2 separate regions of the Homo sapiens genome follow, and region 2 is linked to region 1. A link is a contact called in ENCODE Hi-C or POLR2A ChIA-PET data. All regions are on one chromosome and are shown on one strand. Each heading gives the region's core, a stretch centred on a gene start or an enhancer-like site at or near the end of the contact. The rest is flanking DNA. Distances are from core to core; before and after follow the strand shown. Region 1 holds the start of CKS1B (CDC28 protein kinase regulatory subunit 1B). Region 2 overlaps KCNN3 (potassium calcium-activated channel subfamily N member 3).

The links. A loop is a pair of places that touch in the nucleus more often than their neighbours do. ChIA-PET counts read pairs that join two places held with the same protein, here RNA polymerase II (POLR2A). Pooled maps may share reads with other maps.
Region 2: a loop to region 1 is called in a pooled map, with 4 times the contacts of the local background. The contact joins the enhancer-like site here to the promoter of CKS1B in region 1. A Hi-C loop is called at or near these places in 1 of 50 pooled maps. POLR2A ChIA-PET finds 5 or more read pairs at or near these places in 3 of 52 experiments (H1, K562 and activated CD4-positive, alpha-beta T cell).

What each region holds. Positions count from the first base shown.
Region 1 is chr1:154,972,991-154,976,452 of GRCh38, forward strand. CKS1B (CDC28 protein kinase regulatory subunit 1B) reads left to right here and starts at 1,691. Exons shown (of 3, transcript NM_001826.3): 1 at 1,691-1,814. The coding sequence starts at 1,756. It overlaps MIR4258 (microRNA 4258), which reads left to right and starts at 2,703; the gene lies at 2,703-2,793. It also overlaps a transcript of SHC1 not described here. RefSeq lists enhancers at 1,187-1,336, 1,787-1,936, 2,037-2,096 and a silencer at 1,427-1,516.
Region 2 is chr1:154,713,125-154,716,586 of GRCh38, forward strand. KCNN3 (potassium calcium-activated channel subfamily N member 3) reads right to left here. Exons shown (of 8, transcript NM_002249.6): 6 at 1,752-1,879; 7 at 340-409. Among named protein-coding and RNA genes, the nearest start is that of ADAR, 110 kb to the left of the region's middle. Within about 2 kb of position 1,712, at least 3 of the 41 ENCODE cell types and tissues checked have a DNase peak (open chromatin) inside an H3K27ac peak, as active enhancers do.

The DNA.
Region 1 (3,462 bases), core at 441-2,940:
AAAACTTTTGCTCATGTCACACCCACATGCCACACACCAACAAATCCATGGTCTTATCCACTTATGTCTAGGAAGGCCTAGAGCTACTTCTGGGATGAGGTTGGTCCTGGGAAGGGAAAGCCAGGAAGTGAGGCTGGGAGTCTGAGGGCAAGTCTCTCTCTCCCTCTCGTGCCAAACCCCACGTTCAGCCCTTTCAAATAGTTCTACCCTTGGAGGAGGTTAAGAAAGAGGAAAACGGGGACGGGCGCAGTGGCTAACGCCTGTAATCCTAACACTTAAGGAGGCTGATAAGGGTGGAGCACCTGAGGTCAGGAGTTCGAGGCTAGCCTAGCCAACATGGGGAAACCCCGTCTCTACTAAAAATACAAAAATTAGCCGGGCGTGGTGGTGGGCGCCTGTAATCCCAGCTACTCAGGAGGCTGAGGCAGGAGAATCACTTGAACTCAGGAGGCGGAGGTTGCAGTGAGCCGAGATCGCACCATTGCACTCCAGCCTGGACGATAAGAGCGAAACTCCGTCTTAAAAAAAAAAAAAAAAAAAAAAAAGATAGAAAGGAAAACGGAAAACGGCTGCCTTTAATCTCACTCCTTACAGCCAGAGATGGGAACTTTGACTTCCCACCTGGGGGAGCACGAGAGTGCTCGGAAAACTGATCCCAAGGCCCAAAAAGAGAAAGGACAGGAAAATATAAGCAGGTGGAGTTTCAGGGATTGACGACAAGGCTTTTCAGCTGATGACCCAGGTCCCACAAAGATAAAGCTCCTAAGGGGGCGTGGTCCCCTAAGGACGCGAACTTCAGACTTCTGGGCGGGGAGGCTTTCTGGACAGTCAGACGTGGATTACGGAGGGGGCGTGGCTTCGGAGGGGCGGAGCTTCAACAAATTCGAATCGTTCTTTGAAGAGCAGGGTTTTGCCCTTTTGGGAGATAGGCCTTTTGACAGGAGTTAGCCGAGGATCGTTGCTAGGAGGCGGAGTTTCGGAGAATGGAAGGAGTAACGAAGGGTTTCTCGTAGTAGGGCTTGGAACGTGTCGGGGGGTGGGGACTTCCAGAAAAACTGGGCGACAGGGTGGGGTCGGAGACAAAAAATAAAAATCAAGTCGGGGTTCGGGGGAGCCCCCTGAAGTTGGGAGGTGGGACTTCCGGGGAGAGGGGTCTCAGGGGCGGGACTTATAAATGAAGACCGGAAGTGGGGTCCCGGGAGAGGGGTTCCGGGGTGAAAGAGTGAGTCACCTAAGGAGAAAAAAGTCAAGACTCACCAGGGCCTCATGGAGTCTCCGCACCGCACCGCGGGCCGATTTGGTGCCGGATCACGCCACTGCCAGCTTAGGTTACCGCTCCAACTTTCTCCCCGGGCCCTGCCTCCCTGGAGAAACTTTATTACACTCACTTCCGGCCTCACTAACCCCTGACCCTCTACCTCAGGGTCCCTCCTTCACGCTTCCCACTTTCCCGAGTTAGCCAATGGCAGCGCGAGATCGCGCACAAAGGCAGTGGTGGCCAATAAGACGCCTACTTTTGACCCACGCTCGTTCTTGAGAAGCGTGAGAACTGCCCTCCAATAAGGATCCGAAGAGAAGTAAATCTAAGCCAATCGGAGGCTTGAAAGTAGAGGTGTCCCGCCTCGAGCCAAACGGACCAATAGGAAGTGCGGGCGGCGTGTTTGAAAGCGAGGCCAAAGTGGGTGGGAGCGCGTGCTGTTGGGAGTTGCTTGGAGGTTGGCGGCGCGGGGCTGAAGGCTAGCAAACCGAGCGATCATGTCGCACAAACAAATTTACTATTCGGACAAATACGACGACGAGGAGTTTGAGTATCGGTTAGTGCTGGCGCGGGAGCAATAGCGAGGGTCGTGAGCTTTGGCCGCTGAGGGCACAAGGAATTAGTAACAGGAACTGAGGCGATAGAATTGGCGCATGCGTACGAGGTGCGAACGGGCAATGGTGTGATATTGTGGAAGGCGTAAGGCGCATGCGCGGAGGTGGGAGGCGCTCGTAAAACAAAGTGGTTGCGAATTTGGAGTCGCCTCTCAGTAGAGAGGAGAGAGGGGTGGGCGTGGTTAGGGTACTGACCACCCTCACCCATGAGGCTTTCTGGATCATTCTCTGAACTTTATCGGGCAAACTTAACTTGCCTTGTAGAGACTGTTTCACAGTAATCTTGTCGAATCCAGTGGGAGAACGTAGCAAAAGCGGAGCTGGAAGTTTCCTGGCGTCCCTAACAGGAGAGTAGCGCTGAGAGAGTTGAATATTGCTTATTAACTCGTGAAAAAGACAAGGGGCGTGGTTGTCTGGCTTGTGTAAGGAAGGGGATCGCTTGGGACTGCAATGGAATAAAACTGGCTAGGAGCATTGAGAAAATACTTAATATGGGTCTAATAGATGCCCTTTAAATATCAAAGGGAACAGTTACGGAATACTTAACAGGTTTCAGGTGTTCTGCTAAAGTGCAAGGATAACACATGGTCTCTGCTGTTCACAAATTTAAAAATCTGTGGGTGGTACCGACAGACACCAGAAAGGTGACACACGCTATGCAAGGAGCCATTACAGGGTGTGATGGGAGCACACAAGACTTGCTAAGGAGAGGGAACTGGCGACCCGAAGGCTGCGGCTTCCTAGCTGTGAGCGGGGGTTGAGGTGGGGCTAGAAAGTCAGTCCCCTACTTTTGCTAACTCCAGGACGCTCCCCCATCCCACGCTTCGAGAACGCCCCCCGCCCCGCCACCGCCTTGGAGGCTGACCTCTTACTTTCGGTCGGTCTTCTTCCCTGGGCTTGGTTTGGGGGCGGGGGAGTGTCCTAAGGGCCAATTCAGCGTGATGTCTCTTTCACCACCATTGAAAACGAAACCAGTAGTAAACTACGCGTGTTTTCATTTATATGTCGGAGATAAAAACACAGGGACAGAAAGAGGGGAACAACAGACATTGGGGCCTGCTTGAGGGAGGAGGGTGGGAGGAGGTAGAGGTTCAGGAAAAAAAAAAACTGTCGGGTACTATGCTTAGTACCTGGGTGATGAAATAACCTGTACACCGAACCCCCGAGTCAGGATTTTACCTATATAACAAACCTGCACATGTACCCTTGAACATGAAACTTAAAATACTGAGAGGAAAAACGGAAGAGGGAATGTTGGGGAAAGCTTCCTAGAGGGCAGAGCCTGAGATGAGACTCTAAGAAAAAGGTATGTGGGAGGAAGCACCTCTTGACTGAAATTGTTTAGAAGACACTGGATAGCCATCTGCCAAGGATGGTGATGATGGAATCCTGGCACTGGATGTGGCATTCGGGCTTGATAAATTTTAAGTGCATAATCTAGATTGGGAATAAGGGAAGACACAGGATTCCACAAATGTTGGCATTATGCTAATCTGTATTAATTGTAATAATTAAGACCACTTCCTGGTTTGTATCTTGTCTCCTCAGTTGGAGAACATAAAATGAAAACTTGCTTTTCTTGTGTCTCTT
Region 2 (3,462 bases), core at 462-2,961, 260 kb before region 1:
ACAGCCGTGCAAACTCAAGCCCAACCTCAGGAGTCCCTCAATGTGCAGCTCATAAAATGACACGGAAAAGGTTTAGTCAGCTCATTAATTTCACGCAGAGACACACCTGAGCGATTTCACTTAAGAAACAAACACCAAGTTTCAAAAGCCCACAAGACATACCGGTAGATTGCAAATGAAACAAACTTGAGCCTAGGTATTTTTGAACCAAGCAGAAATTTTTCTTTGCTTGCCTGGTCCCGCGCTGTCCAGTGCGAACCCAGCCAGGACTCACAGGTGAGCCTGAGAAGACTCAGTGTCTGCGTGTTCTAGGGGATGTCTCCAGACACTGCCACTCACCTTGGAAAGGTCCACCAGAGTGTTGGCTTGGTCACTCAGCTTCCTCTGTTCCATCTTGACGCTCCTCAACCTGTGGGGAAGAATGGTAACAGGCAAGCCCTTCAAGTCCATGCAAAGGTTTAGCCCCACCAGCAGATCCTCCAGCCCTACCACTGCCTCTGATTTTGGAACCCAGCATGGGGACCGTGAACCTGGGGAACAACTGAGGCTTTTACTTTCCAGGGGCTTGTCACATCCCCCCAGAAAGCAAACTCTTGTCTCCACGCATGCTCACCTTCAGTCACTGGTTTCTTGCTATTCCCAGATCATTTCCCTGCCTCTATGCCTGGGCTGCACCTTCCATGTTGAGTGCCTTATTCTCAACTTTTCAGGGATTCCCCAAACCTCTCCATCAGAATGAATGTTTTCATCCTTTGCTTTTCCACTATACTTTTAAAAACTCCTCCATCACAGAAAGCATCAGCCACGGTTTGTTTTGATTTGAGTTGCAATGCATGGTGTGTGTGATGTGTGGTGTGTGCGGGGTGTGTGTGTGTGTGGTGTTTGTGTGTGGTGTGTATGGTGTGTGTGATGTGTGGTGTGTGCGGGGTGTGTGTGTGTGTGGTGTTTGTGTGTGGTGTTTGTGTGTGGTGTGTATGGTGTGTGTGATGTGGTGTGTGTGGGTTGTGTGTGTGGTGTTTGTGTGTGGTATGTATGGTGTGTGTGATGTGTGGTGTGTGGTGTGTGTGTGGTGTGTGTGTCGTATGTGGTGTGCATGGTGTGTGTGGGGTGTGTGCGGTGTGTATGGTGTGTGTGATGTGTGGTATGTGGTGTGTGTGGTGTGTGGTGTGTATGGTGTGTGTGTGGTTTGTGTGAGGTGTGTGTGTGTGGTGTTTGTGTGTGGTGTGTATGGTGTGTGTATGGTTTGTGTGAGGTGTGTGTGGGGTGTGTGTGTGTGGTGTTTGTGTGTGGTGTGTGGGATGTGTGGTGTGTGGGGGGTGTGTGTGTGGTGTTTGTGTGTGGTGTGTATGGTGTGTGTGTGGTTTGTGTGAGGTGTGTGTGGGGTGTGTGTGTGTGGTGTTTGTGTGTGGTGTGTGTGGGGTGTGTGTGTGTGGTGTGTGTGTGGTGTGTGTGTGTGGTGTGTATGGTGTGTGTGATGTGTGGTGTGTGGTGTGTGTGTGTGTGTGTGTGTGTGTGTGTGTGTGTAGAATGTGAAAGCTCTTAGAGGTTCTTACTCTAGTTTTTACCTTCCATAGCAGCCTGCCCAATTCCTGGCATGTGGCTGGTGCAGTCAGTGAGTGATCAGACCCAGTTCACCACTCCACTTGTTGAGTGGAACAGAATGGATTTCTTCTGTGCTACTGACAGAGTTGTAGGAGTCCCGCCACTCCCAGTCTGGTCATCTGATGGCTGAACCGCTCTGGCATACTCACTGGTGGATAGCTTGGAGGAACTTCCTCTGGTGTTTCCTCACTTTGGCATGGTCAATCTTCTTTAGCAGCTTTGTGTGTTTATAGATTAACCATGTTTCCCGAAGGACATTGGCTGCAGCATTCTTGATCTAAGGAAGAATAAATAAAGTAGGCTGCTATCAGGTTCATTTTCTTAGGTTCATTTTTGTGGTTGCTACTGTAGTCTACCTCATAAGGAAACGATTTTGCAATGATCTATTTTCTTAACCAAAATCACGGAACTCCTAGAAAAGATGATTAAGGCCGGGCACGGTGGCTCCCGCCTGTAATCTCAGAACTTTGGGAGGCCGAGGCGGGTGGATCACCTGAGGTCAGGAGTTCGAGACCAGCCTGGACAACATGGTGAAACCCGTCTCTACAAAAAATACAAACTTAGCCAGGTATGGTGGCACATGCCTGTAGTACCAGCTACTTTGGAGACTGAGGCAAGAGAATCGCTTGAACCTGGGAGGCAGAGGTTGCTGTGAGCTGAGATCACGCCATACTCCAGCCTTGGCAACAAGAGTGAAACTCCATCTCAAAAAAAAAAAAAAAAAGGAAAAAAAAAGGTGATTAAAATTCATCTGTTCTTAATCTTGTGTTGGACACTGCAGACCAGAGCTTGAAGTTGGAGGGTCTTTCTTTCTTTCTTTCTCTTTCTTTCTTCCTTTCTTTCTTTCTTTTTCTTTCTTTCTCTCTTTCTTTCTCCTTCCTTCCTTCCTTCTTTCTTTCTTCCTTCTTGATTATTTCAATACTATCTCTTGACTGCTGTTGCTGATGCTATATTTAGACAGGCTGCATGAGCGAGACCTTGAGTCCCGGGGTCCCCTTGGAAAATAGCTAGCGATATACCATTGCTGCCCTTACATGCAGACTTCCGAGCTTTGCCTGAGATTGCCACTTCGTGTATACGGTACATTGCTTGGGTTCAGAGAGTAAACAGATTTCCTATCAGCTGGAGATTTTAAAAGACTTCTTTGAGAAAATGTCTTTCCCACTGATTGGAACTATAGGTACCAACGAGCCCATTGTCTCCTTTCCCAAATGGCCAAAAACATTTGCACTGCAATTGTACATGTAAATGTAATTGGCACAAAAAAGAAATAATTTCAGAGCAATGTCTGAAAATCAGTGAAGATATTTAGGTGTGAAACCAGAGCTTCCTCTTCCCCAGGGCTGGCTCCTTCACTGTGCACTGCAATCACACGTTTCAACATATGACGCTGTCATCCATTGACATGGAAACCACTGATATCACCAGGCTCATGACTGAGCTGAGACATATCAATGGCATCCAGATGGCAGGGGACAAAGTTTTAATCCAAACACAGACATCTTCAGCAATTAGTAACAAGAGCAACAGAAAACATTCCTTATTAAGCACATGCTAAGCAGATTTTTGATTAACCATCCCCATTTCTGTCAGCCATGCAGACTGGCATGTGTCCACAGGCCTGGGGCCTGGAAATAAGTAGGCCAGCCTAATAGAAATCAGGTTACTAGCCAGAAAGGATTTTAATAAAATTAGAGAATATAGACCTGCTTCTTCAGACTGACATCAACAGATGGGATGTTGTTAAAATACTGAGATGTGTGGGAAGCCTAGGAAACATTGTTTTGCAGGCTGATAACTTTTGTGTGTGTATGTTTTAAAAATTTATTACTAAGGCTGGATTATATTTTTCATTGGCGC